Linked DNA regions of Mus musculus: all the other regions are linked to region 1. Evidence: chromatin loops called from intact Hi-C (ENCODE). Cell type or tissue: gastrocnemius. All regions are shown on one strand.

Region 1 (8,000 bases):
TGCTTACCCCTCCTTATTCTCCTGCTCTTACTCTCTTGCTCCCTGGCTCCCCCCCTCTCTGCCTTCCCTTCTCCCCTCTCTCCACACGGCCATGACCAGTCTCTACTTCTCTACTTTTCTCCCCCTCTCTGCCTTTCTACAACAAATGCCTTAAAACCATGGACTGCCTCTTCTCATGGGGACCTGCCATGGAAGAGCAACGGAGCAGGTCTTCCTAGCTGCCTCTAACCTTTCACCCAGAGGCCTCCCTGCGTTCCCACCAACCCAAGCCGCCTGCCAGGCAAGACAAGGACTTCATCCCCACGACCCCTCCTTCCCCCACCCCCCCACCCCCGCCTTTCCCCCTTCCCTAACCTGCCAGAGTTCTCTCCTCCTACGTTTTTCCCCTCAGCCCTAGGCCAGAGTTCACCCGTAGGTCCCCACTCTGTTCTCAGCTCTTCTGAGACATCAGTGGCGACTGCGATGTCCAAGATTGAAAACCTAATGTCCCTGTCCTCCATGCAGCCCAGGGACTCCAGACCCAGCTTTTCCGCAGTGCCCAATGTTGTCTATAGTGCCTGAGAGTCTGAGTCCGACTCCTGCAGGTCCTCGAGAACCTATGCCTTCCCCACCTCCAAAGCGGGGTCTCGTGGCTTCTCACAGCCTGACGCCCACCCAGCAGTGGCATCTACGCAGTCAAACTCCTAGTGTCCACCTCACCCAGAGGCCTGAGCCCTGGGCTGAATGCGGGACCCCATAAGTCGAGAGGAGAGCTGAGGGTGCTTGATGTGCAAGCACGAAGATCTGAGCTCAAATCTTCAGGACCAGGTAGATATCTGAGGGTTAGGCAGAAGGGACGAGGGCTGGAGACAGGAAGATTGTTGGGTCTTGCCAGTTGCCAGCTTGCTAACAGTGATCAGGGTCTAAGCCAGGTATTTCCAGGGTTTGCGCTGCTTATCCTAAAAACTGAAAAGAAGAGTTCGCACATATTTGCAAAAGAAGCAAGATGATTTTCTTTGGAGCAAGTTGATAGTACAGAGCATAGAGGGACACACTGTTGAAAAGACCAGTAGTGGGTGACATGAATGAGGGCACTCATGGTCCATTAATATCCAGGGATTTTTTTCTGAAAAGGGTTCAGGGCAAGTTTGGTTACTTAAGGACATAGATTGGATGGTTCTCTGTTTTGATTGATAGATAAGATCACATATTCATTTTTCCTGCTGCACATGTCCCTTCCCAGATACATCTGATTTTAATCATATGTGTGAGGAGCGGGTGTGGCAGCAGTCCCAAGAAGGCGCCAGGGACTGCAGCTAAGTCTTATGACTTGCACCTGACTTCTTCATACACCTGAAAATAAGCCACAACCATCACGAGAGCTGCACAGGTGCACCAGGATACTGGCGAATCCATTTTGATGGAGACATGCCCCTGCTGCCCTGATTAGCTGAAGCTGCGTGTCTGGTGAGGTGACGTGGCCTGCCGTGAGTGGATGAGGGCTGAGAGTATATAAGAGTGAGAGGCCCGGGTCAGAGAGAGAGAAAGATGGAGAGAGAAAGTTGAAGCGAGAGAGATGAAGACTGAAGTTTGCTGAATAAACTGCTGTTAGAAGGACTGGTGGTCATGTCGTTCTTGCTGGTCGAGAGCGGACGAGACACATATGCATGCCCCATTATGCATAGGCATAGGAGAGTAAACAGAGGATTGTGCCTAAAGTTTACTAGAGGACGCTCCAAAAACACTTCAGGCTAGTTGGACCCTTTTATTTTTCATATCCTCATTCAATGGAAATACACTTAAGCTGAAACTTAACTGGACTGTTACTAGGGGTAAGAAAAATTATATGTAAGAGTATATGTAGCCTGGTACAGGTAGGGGCTTGAGGTTGCTGGGTGTACTGCTTGGAGGGTGTGTGTGTGCACAGTGCCTGCAGGTGAAGGAACCAGGTTGCCAAGTGCATTAACACAAGAGGAAGTGTATGTGTAGAACCAAGTTTCAATGGGGTCTCAAGCTTCAACGATCTCCTATGCCTGCCTCAAACCCAGGTACAGGTTCAGTGAGAGGCAGTGCTGCAAGAGAATATGACGCCTGCATGTACATGTTCAATACACACACTGTACATACAGAGAACATTGGATTGGTGAGAGTCACTGAGGAAATCATTAATAAATACATTTTATGAGCTTTAGAATCATATATGTGATTTGAAATCCCAACTCTGTTACTAGCAAGCTATGCAACTAGACACAAGATGCCTAGTTACCCACGTGCTGTGTAAAATGGGGATAATGATTCTATTATGCTTATTTCAGGGATTAAACGAAATAATGCATACAAGCCAGTCTGCAAAGTAGCTGCAGCATAAGTTATCAACAAGCAGCACTAGATGTTTGTGCTGCTGCTTGCAGGAAGGAGTGTGGTGTTTCCTTAAGGAGCACCAACTGTTGTGCGCTGGCTTAAGTTTTCAATAGCCAAGCACAGTGCATAAGGAGTCACAGTGCATAAGAATGCCATGTGCCTTAGAATGGGTTCTACTGAATGATCTATTGAATAGATACGTGTCAGGAAAGGAGAGTCCTGGACAACAGGTCTCAGAGAAAAGTGTATTGGTTTCTAGCAGGATCTGTGTCTGGGGAGACACAGGTTATATTATAGCAGGTCATAGCTGTTCCTTTTATGCCTGCTAAACAGAACAGAACAGGTAAAAAGCTAATGACATATAAATCTAAAGGTGTTTCCAACAAGTAGCAGGCCCAGACAGCCTTTGTGAGGACGAACGCATCTCTTTGGGGAGCTGGAGAGGTTGCTGAGTGGTTAAAAGAGCATATTGTTCTTACAGAGGACCTGAGTTTGGTTCCCAGCAACCATGTCAGGCAGCTCACAACTGGACTCTATCGACAGGGAATCTGACAGCCTCTTTTGGATCTTGTGGGCACCTGCACTCATGTGCATATTCCAACATACTGGCGTGCACATATGTATGTGATTTAAAAATAAATCAATTGTAAAGATCAGAGCAACAGAGCGAGACATTGTGCTCTCCTCTGGTGTGTGCCTGTCACTCACCGTGGTTCATGAAATGGGAATGTGAGAACATGCACCGTAGTGGGTTAGAACCTGTGGCTTGTATCTTCCTATTTCTTATGGACAGATGTATTAATCTGACCTTCAGTTCTTCTGAAGGAAATGGAGCTTTTCCATTGTACAACCAAGATGTAAGTTAAGGTGAGGTCATGCGGGAGGTCGGTGTAGCCCAATGCAATATGAGTGGTCCTAAAAGAAGAGTGGAAGGGACACATGTCATGTAAAGATGGACAGGCACAGAGGGAAGATGGTGAGGGGACACACTAAGGATGCCACACAACCTTAGGATCGCAGTGACCTGTGCACAAGCAGAGGAGTTAGAGAGAGCACCACTCACACAGCAACAAGGAGACAGACACAGAACACTCTCTCTAGAAACAGAGCAGCCACAATGGCACCTTCACCTCAGACTCTGGCTGCCTGTGTCAGGCTGCCAGCTGATACCACAGGACACAGCAGCTGTAGGCAAGTGTACTCTATTCCAAGAAGAGAAAAATTCCTACAGAGCTGAGTGGTGAATGTTGATCAGAGAGGGTTTTTGTTTTTCATTTTGTTTTGCACATGATTGTGTCATATATGTGTGTGTGTGTGGTATGTATGTGTGCTCCTGTCCACATGTGTGTGGGTGCTCGTGTGTGCGCATGCAATCATACATGGAAAGGCCAGAGGTTAACAGTCAGCTGTCTTCCTCACTACACCTTACCTATTAAGTAAGGCATGGTCTCTCATTTGAAGAGTTTGACAGCTCTGGGAGCCTAGCTAGGCAACTTGTTCTGGAGGTTGGGTCTCCAGTCTCCACCCACTACAGACTGGACTGCTACCCCAGGCAGAAATTACATGGGTGCTAAGGATCCCAAGTCACTTGAAAGGCAAGCACCTGAGCCACTGAGCCATCTCCCCAGCCTGCTGAGTTCTTGGTATCTGACATTCTAACCTTATGAAATTACAGAACTACAGCAAGTTGCCTCTTAACAGGAGGGTCTGGAGGCTGGAGGCCGTTCCTGCTGTACTGAACAGCTGTTAAAGTGGGAAACTCAGAGGTCCTGTGCAATGCTGACCTCACCAGAGTGGAGAAAGAGTGAGGATGCTCCTCTCTGATTGGATGAGAGTGTTTCTAAGACCTTCTGTGACAGGACATCTGTCTTCTACTTGCTTGAGGACATTTATGAATCTGGCAGTGCCTAATCAAACTGATAGAAACTTCCAGGCACTTCCCTTCCCAGGCAGCTAGAGTATATTCTCTCTCTCTCTCTCTCTCTCTCTCTCTCTCTCTCTCTCTCTCTCTCTCTCTCTCCTTCCCTCCCCTCCCCTCCCCCTCCCCTTTTCTCCCCTCCCCCTCTCCATCTCTTCCCCTTCTTCTTTGAAGAGTATGAGCATCAAGTTCCAGGGCTTTGAAATACCCTTGCTCATTTAGCGTGCACAGTCTTGCAGCCGGTGACCAGTATCTTCCTGATGGCAGAGGGCTCCCAAACAGCAAATCGCTTGTATGCAAGAACAGTTCCACCAGGTGGCGCCCCGTCAAAGGTTAGGCCAGGGGCCCTTGAACTTCACTCTTGCTATCTGAAAATAATCTCAACAAAATCCCAGAGCCAGTGACGCTTCTAGAGGTTGAGTTAGAAGACGTCGCTTGCCCTTCTCGTACGACCTAGTCGCCAAGGAGGCAGAACTTTCTACCGCTTTCCTCATTAAGAGCCTCATCTAGGATCAAATTCCCTCATCAGGCAACAAGTGAGAATGTTCATCCAAGCTCTTGTAGCCAAGGGATGACATAGAAGGTGGCTGTCAGTTGGGTTGGCCTGTCACTCTGGCAGGAATGGTGATCACGGGGATGCCATCACAGCACCTTATCTGATGCCACCCGAAACTGGCCAGACACAGAGAACACTCTGTGCTCATTACACCCTTGGAATACTCAGAAAGCAGCCAGCCCCCAAAAGGAGGATAGCTTTTTATATTTTTATACCATGACAGAAAAAAAGCGCATTTCCAGTTGAACCTCAAATACTCAAGACAGAAGAAGGAACCGAAGTCTGTCAAAATCTTTGTAGATGTGAACCAACTACAGGAAAGCAAGACAAGCCGCCAAGAAGCTTGGCCCGAGCCTGGGGACTGAATAGCAATGAAACAAATGTGGCTCTCCTGGCTGCTGATTCTGTGTATGTTAAAGCAGACTTGACCAAAAAGTTTGCCTTTTCTCAGTGACAAAGTTTCTTTGTACAATGGTTTGGTGAGCATCTTTTGTCATAAATTGAAAAAAAAAAAAGTTCTTTCTTTACTGTTCAGGATTAAAGCTTGTAGACTAAATATAAAGTTTCTTAGCAAAGGATAAAACACATAATCGATCTAAAATCAATAACCCTTCCTCCTCTTCTTGCTGACATTCAAAAGGGTTTGTGGGATGTTCTTAGAGATACCGACATAATTATCACACATTCTGTTCAAAATCAAAGCAAAATGCTGGTTTATGAGTGATGGAGAAGAGATCCAGGCTCTGTGCTGTTTCCCAGTGTACCTGCTAAGTGATCACAAAGATACGGTTTAAAAATGACAAAGTGTCCCACAGGGCTGCATCCTCAAACTGGCAGCGTCCTTCAGTCCTTCCAAGGCAGCTGCCGTCTCTGGTCCTTCCCAGGAACACTGTGAAACAGGACACTCTGACCTCAGGGGCCTTCGGTTTCCCTGTGTCCTATTCTCTTCTTTGCCATTGAAATCGCAGGCCCTCAGCTTCTTTTCTTTGCTTGTTGCCTTTATCAAAACTTCATCTCAGGGGGAAGAATTACCAGCAATTTTAAGATAATGGAATTCAGCACTCTCTTGCTTCCCCTCCTTCTATACTTTCACAAGTGTCTTCTTTGCTTGTTCATCACCAAGAAGGTCTTGAAAGCCTCGTGAGATGCAGGGATCTTCAGCTGCCCCTGAACTCAGTTCAAAAGACAGGCCTGCCTTGTTCTATTCCAAAGATCAGCACAGGGAATCCCATCCCTGGGTGTCCTGGGAGTCCTGGGAGTGATCCAGTCAACTCACAAATGTCACCCTGGTTAGAAACACTCAAAGCCGCACCTCCAGGAGGAGAGTCAGGGGTCACCATTTTCTGCTTTATGTCTCTTGAAGCCCAGAGTTTTGGGATAAAGACATTGTTTTCTTGACAACATGGCCATGAGAGTCATGGCAGAGAGCAACTCTCCAGGACTATGTACGCAATGACCAGCAGCACATGTGCATACACAGACTCGGCATCATACATGACCATGATAAGCCGTGATCGCTTGGGATGCGCTGGAACTCCTGTAACCTAACTCAGAAAGCCAGCGATAATCCTTTTCAGTCCAGGGTTGGAGCTTGGTAATCTGCCTGTGTTCTTGCTTCTTGCCAGGAGAAAACTCAATGATGTCCGGGAGATAATGAAACCTATCGGTCCATTCAGAACACTCACCGTGATGCTTTCTGCTTAAAATTGCAAGACGGCAGAAGCCAATGACTAAGGATGGGGAGGAAAAAGCAGACGAAAATAAAGATGCACAGATGACCCCCAATATTGGACTGATCAGGCATGAACACGAAAGTAGATTTCCAATGGAAACTTACACCCAGAAAACTATATTCTATGGTATTTTTAAATACAAAGTATAATATTAGAACAACAAAAACAAACAAACAAACAAAATCAAAAAACTAAAGGTAAGAACTTTGGAGCTATTGAGATGGTTCATTGGGTAATCATCGGGCAAAGGAGCTTGCTACCAAACTTAATGACCTGTCTTTAATCCCTGGAGCCCATGTAAAGGTGAAAGGACAGAATGGACTCCATAAAGTTGCCCTTTGACCTCCACAAGCATGCTATGGCATGTGCCCAGTGCCCTCTAACATGTCCTGAGTACACACAATAGTAAATGAATACTTTTTTTTTTTAAATTCAAAAAATGTAAGCATTCTCAACTGTAAAGTGGCAGTGGTAATGTACTTTGGGGATACGCTGGGGCTTCAGATCAGAGACTCCATCGTTCGAACACATGCCCGGAGCACAGTAGGAAGTGTTTCTCCTACTATAACCCTCACTAAATAGGGTGGTACTAATTAAGAGTTTAATGGAAAGAAATTAAAAAAGAGTAGACAAAGAAGAGCATCTGTGAAGTGAAAAGTGCTGTCAAAGTAGAGACATCAGTCGGGAAACATATTGATAAATGATAAGCACACCTGCACATATGGTGCACGCAAGCATGTCCAGCACGTGTAACTGGAGCTCCAGAAAGTCAGAAAACCAAGCACATGAGAAACTGAGTGTGATGCCAGCTGACACAGTACTGAATTAAGTCCTCAGTTTAAGGATTCTTAAAACCGTAAAGTGTCAGAGAGATACAGCACATCTAGGCAAGCATGCCCTAGTCAGGTGGGTTAGAAAGGAAACCTTGCAAGCAGCCAACTGGAAAAGATTCCTTACCTCCAAAGAAGTGACAGGAAAACTAACAGTTAACCTCCTAGCAGTGATGAAAAAATGGAGGAGCATACTTTACACACTAAGCAGCAACAACAACAACAGAGTTGATGATGTTGATGACGACGACGAAGGCAAAGACAAAGACAACAGAACGTCTATAATTCTGCATCTGGGGGAAGAATCCTTTAAAACAGAAGGAAAATACATTCCAGAAAAGCACAAGATAATTTCTCATCTGCATAGCTGTACTAAAATAAATACTTCAGATACTCTGTGAAAAAAATGAAGAAAGGCAAGAAGCAACATGTGACCTGGGGGCAGTGGGAACCAAGCAGTAAGGCGCCTGGCCCTATGTAGCTTCCACTGTCAAACAACAATAACAACAACAAGGACCCTAGCTGGTCGTTAAGCTAGCATTTAAGAGATGCTTAACACAAATACATAAACGACAGGTGCAAAGATAAATCTGCTTTGCAGCCTGGATCTCACTGTTCACTAT
Region 2 (8,000 bases), 110 kb after region 1:
ATACCTCCAGACGGACTCACTGTGGCCCCTCATCGAGCTCAGCGAGAAGGTGTGCTGCATTTGTTGTTTTCACACTGATCATCATAGGGTTTTGAAGTTGTTGCTCTTGCTGCTGGTGATGATGGTGGGTGGGTGGGTGGTTGGTTTGTTGGTTGAGAAAGGGTCTCACATAGCCCAAGTTAGCCCAGATTCACTATATATCTAAAGCTGACATTGAACTCCTGATTTTTTGGCCTCCATCTGCCAAGTGCTAGGACGATAAGCCTGTGCCACCAGGCCTAGTTTATGTGATGCTGGGGAGCTAATTTAGGGGTCATACATGCTAGATAAGCACTCTGTCAACTGAGCTACATTGCTGGCCCCAATTCTGGTTAATTCTTAATTCTTAGTTTTAGCGAAATCCTGTTGGGCCTGGGCTTTTGCCCAAAAGCAGTGCTCCAAATGTTCTGACTTCTGTATTCTGTGCTCCACAGCCCTGTACTGTCCTCTCCTGTGTGTCTGGCCTATGTCGTGGACAGTTGTCTCTATGGCTGTCTTTTAAACCTCTATGTGTGCTTCTGGAGGGCTAAGACTTTATCTTATTACTTAAATACTTAGTGTAGTATTTCATCTATAGTGTTCAGTGTTTACTATTAAAAGGAAGAAAGAAAACCAACAAAGGTCATAATATCAGGGTGAAGAAATTGTTCACACCCATTTCCTGGTAGCCATGCAGTTTTAAAGAGGAATTATGGGAGTGAAAGCACATTACCATCTAAAAAGAAATGGTCTGGGTGCTCCCTTTTCTTTGCATTTGGGAAGTCCATAAGCTCATACTGGGAGGAACTTGGAAACAAAATGTGGGCTACTGTGTAGGTTGCAGATGAGCCAAGGATCCTTAAGACATACTCAGTCGCAACTCTGAGTTTGTGTCAGTATGCCTCCTTTTCACCATGGTCTTTTTGACGCAGTTTTCCTGAGAGGAAGTCTATGTCTGTTTAATTATTCCATATGTTTATCTAATTACCACCTCTGTTTACGATGATCATGGTACTGTCCCGATTAAACTTTAACCTGAGACTACTTCACCTCAGTTCAGCTCATTGAACGTTAGTAACCTGATGCAGAATTTAACTTTTATAATGTTTTGTTCTCATAAAAACTTGTTGAGGTTTAGACTATTTCAAAATGGTATTTCAAAAGCAGTTATTTGAAAGTGGTACTGTGGGTCTTCATTTTTAACTGTTAAAAACGTGAAGTATAATACATGCTCTCTGGCTTAAGTTTACAAGGGTTAGTACACGTAACAGCAGGTATAACCTGAAGCTGAAGCCATATTCCCAACTTGGTAACAGCATCAGCGCTCCGACCCCCCCACCCCCCTTTTCCCTCCGCTAAACAGCAAATACAAAAGAGCTGGCTCAGCTGGTAACGTGCTTGCGAGCATAGGACATGGAAATTAGATCCCTAGCACCTATGTACAGAAAGTCAGGCACAGCAGCAGAGTTCACTGACCGACCAAGTCACTGAGTTCCAGCTCTAGAAAGACGTTTTAGGGTGGGCGTGGTGCTGGGGAGAAGGATGACCCAAACTGGCCTTGCTTGCAGTCCTCATAGCTTCACCTGAGCTGATCTGGGATCACACCCAGTACGAACGCTTTAGGCAAGCACTCTAAATGAAGCCCTCTCCACAGCCCCAGACTGCTCTGTTTTCTCAACACCAGTTAGTTCAGTAAGGTTTGATTTGCTAGCATCCTCTTTTAAGTGATTCAGTTACAGCAGTTTTTGGGAACACAGACCTTCCCATTCCTCTTTGGTCACTGTAGCATTACACAGCCTAAGGATTGCCGTCAGGTATTTGAGGTTTTTTTTTCTACCTTCACTCTGAAGCAGCCATCAAACCATGCATTTTGAAAGTTGGCATGAAGTGCTGTTATGGCTCTGTGCCTGCTTATTCTAAGTGCGTTTCCTGCTGCTGCCTTTCTGTGTTCCGTGCTTCATGCTCTCTCGTTGCTCACCTTTCATGGTGTGTAACAATCTTGTTGTCACGTCTGTGTTTTTGCTCCTTTAACTTGTTCTAAAGCAAAAGGAATGCTCCTCTCCTCTTCTCTGCCAGCACCCCCAAGTTCACATGTGACTCTCTATCCCCACCATAGTCCCATGGCATTGCTTTCCCAGCCTCTTTTGCCATCATTATCAGCCTCTACAGGCGCAGCCTCAGCATCAAGTGAGTATTGTACCTGCTGTACACTCACTGTATAGCAGTCTGGTTGACTTCAGATCTTTGTGTTGTAGAGTCAACCTTTTCAGATTGGCCGTCACCCTCCTCCTGCTGCTCTTCCTCTTCCTCCTCTTCCTCCTCTTCTCCACCCCCCCCTCTTCTTTTTTCCAACCTGATTTCTTTTCTAGTGAAGGAGCTGTAGAGTGAGTAGCCAAGGGCTTGCATGTTTACTTAGTTGATGAATAGACTGTGTATCTGTGTAGAGAGCTTGTTGTCCTGTTTACTACCCTGTGTCTACTGTTTGACCCTGACATAAACTGTACATTCAGTTCCTTTACAGCGAGACTTTATGGTTTCTTACAGTGATCAGTTTATAGGACATTTTACCCATTCCAGGAGATACAAGATCCCCTTCTGGCCTCTGTGGGCACAGACATGCATGTGGTACACATACATGCAGGCAAAACACTCATACATGTACAAATGAAAAACAAAAAACTAGATATTTTCTAAGTTATTCCTATTATATATACAAATAATTGAATGGGCTGTCCATATTTAGTTCATCCTAGCGTGCTGTACTATGATAATTTGAGTAAGAATTTTCATTATTATTCTTTAGGAAACAATCTTCACTAAAATATCTTTAGATTATTTCTTTGTTTTGTGCTGACTGCTTGGACTGGTGGACTGCTTGAACACTCAGCATCTTGACATATGTAGAAACATTCACTTGTGGTTGAGGGGCGTAATGCTGTGTATCAGTTTTTTCATGAGTTAAGGCCAGTCATAAAGATTAAGTAGCTTAATAACTAGCATTTGTCAAGTCATCAGATAACTTTAGGTAGCTGACTATGTGTGTGCTCTCTTGATACAAGTCAGTATGTGTGTGTGTTTTCTTTTTCAGCTGTCCACATTGAGAAGATAATGTTGAAAGGAGTCCAGAGAAAAAGGGCTGACAAGTACTGGGAGTACACTTTCAAAGTAAGCTGCTCTCATCCCCAGTGCTTCATTCTCCACGGTCACGGAAGAGCTGCTAGCAGGCTCGCTGCTTTAAAGACGAATGCGAGAACGAACGGAAAGACAGACAGATGATTGATAGATGACACGTAGATAATAGGTGATAGATAGGAAGAAAGGTAGGTAGATGATTAATAGGTAGTTTAACAGGTAGGTGGATAATAGATGGTCCATAGATAGATGGCAGATTTTAACAACAAGAGAGAACCTGAGCTTGGGGAAACGATTGAAAATGTGCGGTGTAAGATGCATCTTTTAAAAGGACAAGTAAACACCTCACAGTGTCTGCAGACCCCAGCCTTCCCTGTCCTGCCTTTACTTTACTGACTGCTCTGCTTTCCTTGCTGCTCATGGGGTTTTCATCCCTGCTGTGTGGCTTTGTCATCTTGTTGGCTGTGAACTGCAGGCCTGGTTCTTGCTTCCCACTGCTGCAGCTTCACTGTTGAGCCCTGTGCGGTTGCATCACATATACTCAGGCTGCCTGCAGTGAGGCCAGGGTTCTCACAGCACCACTGACCATGTTCCAGCTTCCCACTTTCCTCAAGACTTCCCTCCCTCTGATAAAGCGCTTTCTCCTTCCTCTGCAGATTACTACCACTATAGATTCCACAGATCCTTGAGCAAAGCGTCTTATGGGCGTGGGTGTCCTCATCCCTGCCGTCCTATAGTGTCTGCCTTGCTCAGTATATTTGTTGAATGAGTTTCAAAACTTCTACTTTGAAGGAGAAAAATCCTTGACTTTGTGATTTCTGTTTCCAATTTCCATGTGTCTCACTTTTGGGGTATTTGGCTCTTTACCCTTGAAACTCGGCATGCTGGCTTCTCCTTTAGTTGTTGGAACTCACAGCTTTTCTCTAAGACCTTTCTCCTTACCCTGGACCAAAGCACAGCTAACATCTGGCTCAAATGCTCCCTCTCTGGAGAGCCTTCTTAACACCAGCTACTCTTGTTTCAGGCCCAGTCTCTCTCTTTGAAGTAAACACTGTTAGAAATTCTTACATATTTGTTTGGTTTTTTGTGACGCTGATATGCGACTGAACTCAGACATCAGTTGCCTTGTCTACTCCTCTATCCACCTGCCCAGGTAGATATTTTTCTTTTAAGAAATAACCAGTCAGTAAGGGTTGCTACATAGCATTTTTATGCATTTAAAAAGTACATTAAAAGTGATATGATTAATTGATAAAACTTAGATATTAGTGTATCTTGAATAGTCACCTACTTTACAGTTGTACAGTGGAAATTAAAGTCCACAGAATTCTAAGGGTCCAGGGGGCAGTGCAGCACAGCTGATTGCAGTCCTAGATCCTGTTCCTTTTGGGCCACACTTCCCTCCTTTTCTTCATCTGAAAATGCAGGTAAAGATGCTTCCCCAAGCATCTTGCTAGGACTTAAAGCATGTGAAATCTTTTGAGAAGATAAAACTCCCTTGCTCTGCTTCTCTTGTAGCCATACATTTAGTGAGCCTAAGGAGACAGGACTTGGGTCTTTCGGATCTACCCTGTCATAGTATCATTTTTCTACTTAACCAAAAAAGCAAGACATTTCTGAAAAATTAGTTCCTGGAAATTATCAAAGCAGTTACATTTTAATACTGCTTTTTGAAAAGTACAATTTAAAAAGAATTACTGGAAAACTTTTTTCTGTACACTGTCAGAAACTATGCGAGAGAATGCTAGCTGACCTTTATATCTCTGATTGCTAATCTTAAATTTAAGGCCTTTTGTTTTACACATGGCTTTTTCCCCAGCCAGTTCCTGCCTAAGCAATAACCATACAATATGTGTGTTTTCTTAAATCAGGTAAATTGGTCTGACCTTTCAGTCACAACAGTAACAAAAACCCACCAAGAACTACAGGAATTTCTACTGAAGGTAAAATTATAGATTTTGTTGTTAAGATTTGTATATGCTATAGAGATTCCTAAAGTTTCAATGTCAAAAGAATCACCAAGAAAATTAAAACACACATAGGTTACCTCCAAGCTCGGATGAATAGAGGTGTAGAAAATGTTACCCTGTGTGTCTTCTTACCTTGTTACCAGTATAAGTAGCAGAAGAAATCGCTTTAGAAAATAGGTCCCCATTCTTAGTCCTCTACAGCGGTGCTCATCTGCAGCGAGATGAGGCTCATTTTCCTGTGGTACCTAACACACTGAGGTTCTCCTCTGTGGGCTCTGCTTGACCTTCACTCCTTTCCCGTTGGAGTTCATCCTTCCCCCACCCTACTTTCAAAAGTGTCTTAATGCTATCGGGGCGTTGAAGATGGTGGAGTTACCTTTGTTTGGCAAGTTTGTTTTCTGCACATCCTTAGCTGTTCCCTTGAATAGAAGTACCAATCAGATGTAATTGAAAAAAATGAAAGACCTCATAAAAGGGGGAACTATGTCTGTGTGGTCAATAAATTACTATTGCTCAGTAAGCAAACACTTCACAGTTTATTGTTGACAGGGAGATAAAGCTGGGAAATCCAGAAACAAGTAGTAGTCCTAACTCACTCACCAAGCTTTGTGTGAAAGTGTTATTACCATGCACCAGCTTTGAAGATTTTGCTGGGATTCACCTTGTGTGCCTGTTCAGGTCATTTGTGTCTGTGTTGATTCTTAACTCTGCAAGGGACTGATTCTCACCAGTCTGTTAGCTTCCAGAAGAATTCTGGAGCCTAGTTCTCTGACACACACTTTGACATGCTCCAAACGTTAGTTTGCTGGATTTGTTAGTTGGAATCGATTAAGCCAATTAAATAGTTTCTTTTTCCTATGGCTTGTTTTAAACTGAATTCTCCCACACCCCTCTCCTCCTATTTTATAAAAAATAGATTTTTTCCTCATACTATATATCATACAGCTTCCCCTGTTACTCACCGCCTCCCCTCCCATCCGTCCAGATCCACTCTTTTCTGTCTCTCATTAGAAAAGAACAGGCTGCTAAGAGATAACAGTAAACATTAAGTAATGTATAATAAGATAAAACAAAATCTACCGTAGTGAAATTGGACAAGGCAACCCAACAGAAGGAAACAAGCCCACGAGAAGGCACAAGGACCAGAGATCCATTTGTTCTCACACCCGGGAGTCCAGTAAAGAAACTGCAAGCCATATTATATACACAGAGCACCTGGGCAGGCCCTGTGCTTTAGCTTCGGTCTCTGAGATCGTCCGAGCTTTGCTCACCTGATTTTGAGCTTACTCTTCTGGTATCCTCATCCCCTCTGGCTCTTAAACTCTTTCTGCCTCCTCTTCCACAGGGTCCCCTGAGCTCTGAGGGGAGGGGTTTGATGGAGACATTCCATTTAGAGCTGTGTGTTCCAAGGTTTTGCTCTCTCTTTTGATGATGCTGATTAAATAAAGCACTGCTCTTAAGTATAGCAAAAATGCTGTTCAGGGTTTTACTCTTGGTTTCTAGAGTTTCTCCATTAGGGGCTGACCACCTGCTTGTAAAGATGAGGTGAGCTTCATTCATGTCTAGTTACCCAGGCCTGTGACCCTCCTCCTATCTGTCCTAGACAGTGTAACAAGAAAGGAGGCAGCAGTAGAAGGGCTGGCATCATGAGCATGACTCATGGGAACAAAGGTGTCGGGACAGAGTGGCTGTGATCCAGGCCACACTGCAGCAGGGAGATAGTCCCTCACAGCCTTCTGATGGTTTGAGCAAGTGGGTTGGGTCTGCCTCTTTTCTTTGCATACATTTTCAAATCTCTTCTGCTTCTCACAAGCTCTCTTGTGTCTTGATAGGATACATTTACCAGCACTTAATGTGAGTTAAATAGGCAGTTATGATCATCCACCATTTGGATTTGGAACAGGAACACTTGTCTCTCTTTTTCTTCTGTTTTCTTCGGGGCACAATCCTAGTGCTGAAGAATGAGTTCCAGAGGTACAGAGAGAGGGCTGAAGTTCTTAGTGGAGCCAGACGCTGCCACCTGTCAAAGCCATGTTACTTGATGCCAACTTGTGTGTGATGTGGCCACCTTTTTGTCTGTCCTCGAAACAGAGCCCACTGCAAGGCTCTGCCTTCCGTCTAGCAGTCTCCTTCCTTGGGGTTTCCCCCTAAGCTTCAGCAGTGCTGTCCTGACAGATTACATAAAAGCTAAGTGCTTAACAACAAAGCCCCAAATGCCTTCTCATTCTTCAGGGCCATGGGAATTAACCCTCAGCTTAGTTAGCAGGTGACTGATGCAGTTTTCTTAAGTGCATGACCTCCACTCTTACCTGGAGTAAGCTGCACTGTCTTCCTAAAACTGAACTGCCTCTTGTCATCTATTCTCCAGGCTGATGGCATCTTGAATGTTGTAGAAATTAGAGCAGAACTGTCCTGAGCACCTGTTCAGTGGTGCTGTGTGGGCAGGTGGTGATGAGCTGCAGTGAATTAGTGAGGTTGGGGTTGCTGAGTTCTCGATTCGTGAGAACAGCTGCTTCTGCCCTCCATGTTCTGGCCCCCTCCAGTTTGTTTTTCATATTATCACAGCAGCTCTGTGACTATTTCTCCTTCGCTGAAGTATCCGCAGTTCCTGAAATAATAACCAGGAACCGACTAGGAGTTTAGATGCGTGCTGACTTCTTGAATGGAATGGACTGTATGTTGTAGGGAGTTTTATAAGTGACAATACAGGATACAGTATAGATACTAACTACCTCAGGAGTGTACTGCAGCCCCCAAAAGAGCATGCTCCAGACACTCACTGTCCTAACACTCTGAGTGGAGCAACTGCTAATGCACTTCTAGTGTGCATCCTGCAAGCTGTTTCTGGAGCTGTGCTGCACACTCTCTAGATTGAGGCTT
Region 3 (8,000 bases), 56 kb after region 1:
GATCAGAGAGCAATGAATTCAGCTATGCATGCTAGTGCTCAGTTCAACTTTTCTACTCTTAAACATCTCAGAATCTCCTGCCTGAGGAATTATGCCACCCATAGTGGGCAAGTTCTTACACCTCAGATACCATAGTCAAGGTAATGCCCACAATCTAAGCTGATCTAGGTAACCTTTCATCGAGATTCTCTTCCCATGTGATTCTTGATTGTGCCAAGTTGACAATTAAAACACTCTGTCACAAATATAAAGGACCTTCCCTCTTATCAACTTTGTGTTACTACAAAAAATGTCTGAGATATTTAACTTATAAAGAGAATAGGTTCATTCTGCCTTATCCTGTTGAATGTCCCAGTCCATAATCAGATAACTTCTTGATTTGTGTCTTTGATGAGGGCAGCATATCATGACCAAAATACATACAGCTGTAAAACACTGTAGATGTTAAGAAGTGAGGAGAAAGAAGGAACAGCCAGTGTCCCACGCTGCATTTAGGGTTATGCCTTGGATGTCCTAAGAATCTCCTACCAAGCCCCATCTCTTGAAAGTCCACAGTATTTCCCCTCATTGTTGCCTTGGGCACTGGGAGACACTAGATATTCTCCCCATCACCAGGACCAAATACCCAATGAGAAGCAACTTTAAGGAAAAGGCTTTGGGGGTCCAGTCCATCATAGTGGGGAAAGCATGGCTATCAGAGGATAAAGTGATATCACATTGAGTCTGTGGTCAGGAAGCAGAATGAGACGAATGCTGGGACTCAGCTCCCTGTCTCCTTTTATTCAGAACTGCACATCATGAGATGCACCACCCACAATCTAGGCAGATCTTTCTTCTTCAGCTTTCTGGGAACATCTTCATATAAAGACTCAGAGGTGTGCTTCCACGGTGATCATATTTCACTATCAAGACTGACTACCATAGAGGCCTTCAGCCTCCAAACTATTGCACCCAGCCCTGACTTTTAGGTCCCTGTCCATCTCACAATGACAAAGTATCATTCTGTCTCTAAGAGTTCTCAGGTTAACTGTTGCGGCATTGATCAAAAGTTCAAGTCCAACTATGAGTAGTGGCACATTCCAGCAACAAGGAGACTGGGCAGAAGGTATTTAAGTATCTCAGGTCAAGGTTAGTAGTGGCTACATAGTGTTTGAGGTGAGCCTTGCCCTTCCTCTACTTCCACACCCAAAGAAAATTCAAGAGCTTGAAAGACAAACTCAATTATGCGTCCCTGATTACATATGAGGATGAGGTGTGGGTGAGAAGAAGTGTTACAAACTTCCCAGATACCTGATGAAAGAGACTCAGGCTAAACATCCTGATTCCACTGGGCTACTCTCTAGGGCTTACTTTGCATTTATTTAAATGTTTCCCTGGATAATTCACTGTTGCTGGAACTTCTATCTTTCTGGGGCCCCCACTGTGGCTTTATGCCCACAACTCTATCATGTATCATGTGTCAGGGGCTGCCTTACATGGACATCAACACCTAACACACTGCCTAGCTTCCCAAGCTTTCTCTGAAATCTTGATGGCAGCTCCAGGACCCCATAACTCTTGCATTCTGCGTTTCTGTAAATGTAGCACCTCCCCGGAGACACTCCAGGGTCTGTTGGCAACTGCACTGCACCTGCACCTGCCTGAGCCACAGCTGCTTTGCAATCGATTTGAGTTCAGCTAGGAAAACCTTGCAGTTAACAGTTCCAGCTATGAAAGGCGTTTAGGCCCTTGAGTGGCATGTAGAGCCACTGAGATACGCTGATGGTGTTTAAGACAGGCTCAGGGCAGTGCTGTGTAAGAGTTGTGGCAGATTCAATACACACAGAATTTTTCTAGTCTTGCCCTCAACTGTTGCTTTTAAAATTAAATACGTTTCCTGCAACTTATCTTTCCTCACTCCCTGGTTCATTCCATGGCTTTTATACTGCTTTCCTGCACCAGCTTGAAATCACGCCATTGTATCTGATGAGATCTTGGGCTTCTAGAAAAAATGATCTGGAAATGCCATCTGGCTAAACCATTAGATGTGTCCAGGCAGACACTCTGCAGATTATCTCCAGGAAGGAAGAAAAATAGATGAGCGTCTTAGAACTATTTATACAGTCATCCTTCAGGCTTTGGCCTGGAAAACAAGAAACTGGGACTTTCAGGTTTTTTGATTGCCTCCCCCACCCCCGCCGCCACCACCCATATTTTGTGAAGTTTAAAGTATAACCATCTGTTTCAAGAGATATAAAAATCTTGAATTCAGTCTTTCTCCACATCAACGGGATACTAACCCTTTGGGAAATCTTGTACTGACGTGTTCTGCTAATTGTGGCAAAACCAGAATACCACAGCTCATTGTCTGCGCACTTCATAGGCTTTCTCACGGCTGCTGAAGGAGCACTGGTCTCTGAAATGCTGACAGTGTTTCTTCCCTGTTTGATGATGGACGGTGATGCAGTCCTTACTGTTTATGTTTATTCTGTTTAGAACATGCTTGCTTCAACAGCTCACATGCTAACGTTGGAGCGCTATTGAGAGCATTAGCATGGCCTCTGCGCAAGACTGACCCGCATATCTGGGAAGTGGTTTATATTTAAAAAAAAAAAAAAATCACCAAGACAATTGCTGGTAATTCAAAAGCATTTGGTGATCAATTGAACTTGCATTCATTCTTATAGCATAAAAGGATGTGTGAGTGAAGAACACTGCTCTAAAATTCACCATCAGAATTCTCATCCCAGGCCTAGTCGGCCATCACTGGAAAGAGAGGCCCATTGGACTTGCAAACTTTATATGCCCCAGTACAGGGGAACACCAGGGCCAAAAAGGGGGAGTGGGTGGGCAGGGGAGTGGGGGTGGGTGGATATGGGGGACTTTTGGTATAGCATTGGAAATGTAAATGAGCTAAATACCTAATAAAAAATGGAAAAAAAAAAAAAAAGAATTCTCATCCCAGCTCCACTGAGCACCCACTCCATTAATGTGCTAGATTCAATAGTTTTCCCAAAAGTCAGAGGCAAAATATGACATTATGGCTACAGGAGACCACCTCGGGAACCTCTCTGCACTGTCTCCTTAATTTTTCAAAATTCCAATTCACTCTTTCTCTGTCATCTTTCAGAAATAATTTCCTGTTCCATTCTACTAATTGTAGCGGTTGGTGTTCTCTTGCAAATTGTGTTACCACTACCCCCCCTCCCCAAAACAACAACAACAACAACAAACACGTTGCAGTGTCCTACACACAGGCTAAAAGAAGCCTGCCCCCAGGCTGGATTTGATTGTGGTACAGCCAATGGCTGGGCAAAGGGGCACAGGACAGGACCCTTAGAGTTGTGCGGGGTAAGACGCAGGAGGAGGAGGAGGAGGAGGAGAAAGCTAGAATTGTGCTGACCCAGGAGAGACACAAGCAACAGACTTAGAGCTGCAGACGGAAAATCATCTGAAATGTAGGAGTAAAGCAGCCTCCAAAAGGGCCGCCCAGAAGCGTCTTGGGCAGCAAAGACCAGTGGGCTTCGCAGAAGGTAACAGGGCAGCAAAGTTAAAGTAGATTTAAAAGATGTTGAGCCAGGAGTACCAGAGGGAAGGACATGCTAGCCTCGGAAGGCTTACAAGTGCCCAGCCACTGAGCTAATAAGCCATGTTAAAAATAAGCTTTTGTGTATGTGTGTGTGTGTGTGTGTGTGTGTGTGTGTGTGTGTGTTTCATTCGCAGATCCAAAAATAGCTCCTGGGCAGGGGTGTGCGTGAGACCTGCCGGGAGCCAAAGCAGTGTAACAAAAAACTCCCGCTACAACTAATAAGCTCGTATTGAGCCCTGTTGCCTATTAATAAGCTCTCATTGAGCACCAATTGTTTTCTGAGCAACGTGTTGAGTGCTGAAGATAGAGATATACACTAAGAACAAGCCATGTAGAGCACTACCTACCACACAGTAAGAGTGTTCCAAAGCAGAGTTGAGGGATTGGTGGGGAGGGGCTACTATTCATAAAGCAGAGAATCATACATTCTCCCACACTGTAGGACTCGGCTATTTGGTAGTTAATTCCTTCTTATTTTATTATTGCACCTACTTTTAAAATCTCTGTATGTTCAAAATATGCTTTTCATCTTCTTTTACTCTGCCTGTCTTACTGCGTGTCTCACAGATAAATATAACCTTTCCTTGCACCGGCTGGCTGGATTTGTTGGAGATGTAGAAATCAGGGGGAAGGAAGATCTGGCGCAAGCAGAACTGCAGCAGCTGCCTGAGTTAACAGGCCGAAGCCAGAGTGTGGAGACAAAATTGGCAGCTATGTCACACTTGCCTAGCAAATATGCCTCAGGCTATCAAGGGAAAGGAACAACAAATGACTCAGGACTAGGAAAGCTCCCCCTAGCTACAAAGAAAACAGAGGGGAAGGCCTGGTAAGGTCTTAACAGGACTCCCAACCACAGGTACCTCAGGACACCGGTGCTGTGTCTGTTCCTACAGATGATCAACTTTAGAGCCCCGTAGGTGGGACATAGGACAAATCAAACGTAAAGGACAGGAGTGAGGAGGTGGTTTGCAGGTGAAGAGACTGTGACTTTGAACTATGATGTAAAAGAAACAAGTGGTGGCCCCCTCTTCACCCCTGCCTCCCCACCCCCATGTTAGCAGTTAGTCTGGGTGTGGTGCCCCAGTCCTCCCGGCCACCACCCCCATACCCCTGGCAATGGACAAACACCTTGTTTGTGGGGTGTTCTTATATCAGTCATGGGCAGAGCAGATGGCAGTTTTTTTGTTCATCCTGACTTGATGCCTGGCTTGAAGGCTAAAGTTGCTTTATGCCTAGGCTTTAGAAAAATCAAATTAAATTAAATTGAGGCAGCGCTGCACAGGAGAAGGAAGACAAACACCTGTGGGCGACCATACCTACCACCCACAAACCTGCCCTCCAGCACATGGCACAGGCAGGCCATAGATACCTGCTTTCTGCTGCAACACACAGCACACAACACACAGCATGGATAGAGGATGTCACCCAGGGGCCACCAACCGCACGGCCAACCTGCAGCAGGAGCCACCACAATGTGTGAGCATGCGGTGGGCAGATGGAGAGAAAGTCCCATCTGTGGGGCAGCTTGAGCATTATGAAGAGAGATGGATCTGGAGACTTGAGGGTAGAGAGGAGTAGCCTGTTGTGAGTGGCCAGCCTGGTCACCTGGAGTCATGGTGAGGTCCCCGCTGGAGTTGTCACTGAGAGCCAAGTCTGGGTCTGTGGCTCTGCAGCAGCATGAGTTGATGTTGATGTCTATGGCTCATATTACCACGACAGAAGATGGGCACATCCCTGTTTGAGGCAGTCACAGGGACCTGTGGATGGCTAGGGGCTGTGCATAAATTCTCCTTGTCCCTCACTGGATGCAGTGTTTGGGGAAAGCTGGCCCCACCTCTCACTGGTGGGAACACTCGGTTGGGAGAGTGGGCCCTGCACCTCACCGAGGCAGCACAGTGGAGCTAGCCCTGGTGGGAGCAGTGTGGGAGTGCTGACCCTGCCACCCATCTGCCATGGGATGGCACGGGCACAGAGGTTGATGCCCTTCATCCCACACCCTGCCACCTCTGGTAGTTGGGAAAGCTCCCCACGGAGTCATGGGCTCAGGAGAGCTAACCCTGTCCATCACCAGCTACAGCACTCAGGAGAGCAGACGCTGTACCTCATCTGGGCAGCACAGTAGAGCTGGACCTGGTGGAGAGAGCACAAGTGAGCCAGCTCCAAGGGCACTGGGAGAGCTGGCCTCACCACTCATCTGGCATGAGGTGGCACGGGTGTGGGGATGATGTCCTCCACATCACCCCCTCACTACCTGCAGTAGTCAGGAGAGCTGGCCTTGGAGGCATGAGAGCAGGACAGCTAGCCCTGCCTCACCTGGGCAACACAGCCCTCATGGTAAAGGCATGGGTGAGCCAGCCCCAAAGGTGTGAGAGCCTGAGAGAGCCGGTCCAGCCCCTCACAGGCTGCAGCCCTTGGGAGAGTGGGGCCCTCACCTTGACTGAGAAGCACAATGGAGCTGGCTCTGGAGGGGTGGGCATGAAAAAGTTACCCCCCAAGGGCATGAGAGAGGAGATCAGCAGAAGGCAGCAATGCCAGCTGATGCCAGCATTGGGTTTCCTAGCTGGAACAGTGCTGGAGAGCTCATATGAGGGGGTGTGGAGATGAGCTGGGTGGGGGTGCGTGATGGGAAACTCACAAAGAACCAATACAAAGTTTAAGACAATAAATAAAATTACAACAAAAGAGATATCTTCACTGAAGGAAATGTGTTTCTTTTAGCAGAAAAAAAAAAAGAAGTTGCACAAATAGTACTCTAGCTTGTATTTAATTTTAAAGTTTATTGCACTGTAATTTAAAAATATTTTTACTACTCTTCATTTGTAGAATTTATTGAAACATATTTAATGTATTCTACTAAAGCTTTTTCTGTGACAGTTTTAAAACAAGATGCACCATTAAGTTTTATACCAAAGGAATCCATCTATTTCATTGCTGTGCCCTTAGCACCAAAATTGTTCTGGCCCCCAAAGAAGCATTTAGTGGGTATTTGTAAAATTAATGAGTGAATTTACTGACACACAAAACTATAACTTTGCCTGCTGAACATCTTAGGGAGAGTATAATTGAAATACATTATATATTTTCAAAGCATGAGCATGTTGTATTAATGGGAAGTTAAATTTATTTTCCTTCAGACTACCCCCAGTGTAAGATTAACTGTAGTTCACTGCTTAATATGTATATAGGGAGAACGGAATGTTTTTACATTGTGCTAAGTTGCTGACATGATATCTAAACTAATAATACACAGGAGCTATGGGTACAGGCCAGAAGGTCTCAGGACACAAATCCTCCATGTGGACCTGCACTTGGATTCAGAGGGCTGCTGTTACAGAGATTTGTACCAGGAGTGGGGTCATTGATTCTGGACACAAGCCAAGGATAGACACTAATCATTGTGCTGCCTGCGTTTACCTGCTCATTTAATTATCTACTACTGAGCTCTGCACTGAGGATTTAGAACACAAAGTAAATTGTTAAATACAATCAACCAAAGAAGCAGATCTGTGGGGGGATTGATACGCTAAGACTGTGCAGATATGGACTCGAGTCCTAAGAAGGGCCAGCCATCTCAGCCTGAAAGGCAATAAAAGACTCACACGTGATTAAGCTGATCTACTAGATAGACAAGCAGGTTGGCTCTCAAAGGACTAGTGGTACAGTGGTCATCTGGAAGAGGATGCAGTGACAGAGTTCATATTCATTTTCCAGAGCTGCTGAAGCAATACATCTCAGACTGGGTGGCTGAACAACAGAACAACTTTCTCACAATGTTGAAGCTAGATGTCCAAGGGGGAGGTGCTGGGTGGGGGGACTGGCTTCCTCTGAGGCCTTTCCTTTCCTGCTAGGCAGCCACTATCTAGTTGTCTCTTCTCTCTTCACCATGGCCTGGCATCAGTACATTCTGCTTTTTGTATGTTATAATGTAGCCTAGAGCATGATATAGACAAGCACTCTGCCACTGAGCTATGTATGTCCCTAGCCATGATCCTACCTTTCATTTTGAGGCAAAGTCTCATTAAGTTGCCCAAGCTAGCCTTGAAGTCCCTCTACAGTCCAGACAAGCTGTGGCTTTATAATCCTCCTTCTTCAGTTCTTGAAGAGCTGGGATGGCACCTCTGTGCTATAATGCCTAGCTTCTTCTTCTTTAAATGTAGAATTATTTTATGTTCAGGTTGTAGGTTTTTATCTTTGTAAAGGAAGGTCTGCCTGTGTCATATTTACTTTAACAATCTGAAGAGAACACTGAAAAGTGTCCAAATAATATTTCTATAAACTACACACAATCTCATCAGCATGAGGCATGAAGCATCTCAGGTTTTCACACTGCCTTATCCATTCACTTAAGCTTTAAAAAAATATATACTTTAGATTTTTCCATTTTCTTTTGTTTTTTTTTTTCTTAAATAGAACATGGCTCATAAATGACAAC

Evidence for each region. A loop is a pair of places that touch in the nucleus more often than their neighbours do. Peaks named below come from ENCODE experiments on the same cell type or tissue, not always from the same donor. Only the 100,000 strongest peaks of a DNase experiment are listed, where the experiment ranks them.
Region 2: a loop joins it to region 1, with 3.0 times the contacts of the local background. A loop is called at or near these places in 11 of 42 quality-filtered maps.
Region 3: it touches region 1 in a loop (2.5-fold over the local background); 7 of 42 quality-filtered maps call a loop at or near these places.

What each region holds. Positions count from the first base shown.
Region 1 is chr1:105,886,662-105,894,661 of GRCm38, forward strand. No RefSeq gene overlaps it. Among named protein-coding and RNA genes, the nearest start is that of Gm41926, 27 kb to the left of the region's middle. In gastrocnemius, a CTCF peak has its summit at 4,580 (motif pointing right); a DNase peak (open chromatin) is centred at 4,571; H3K4me3 peaks cover 247 bases; H3K27ac peaks cover 1,269 bases.
Region 2 is chr1:106,000,994-106,008,993 of GRCm38, forward strand. It overlaps Zcchc2 (zinc finger, CCHC domain containing 2), which reads left to right. Exons shown (of 14, transcript NM_001122676.1): 2 at 1-49; 3 at 3,107-3,183; 4 at 5,022-5,093. Among named protein-coding and RNA genes, the nearest start is that of Zcchc2, 15 kb to the left of the region's middle. In gastrocnemius, no CTCF peak of the experiment used is centred here; no DNase peak of the experiment used is centred here.
Region 3 is chr1:105,943,076-105,951,075 of GRCm38, forward strand. It overlaps Gm26214 (a small nuclear RNA gene), which reads left to right and starts at 2,481; the gene lies at 2,481-2,585. In gastrocnemius, a CTCF peak has its summit at 4,367; DNase peaks (open chromatin) are centred at 4,254 and 4,610; H3K4me3 peaks cover 840 bases; H3K27ac peaks cover 2,544 bases.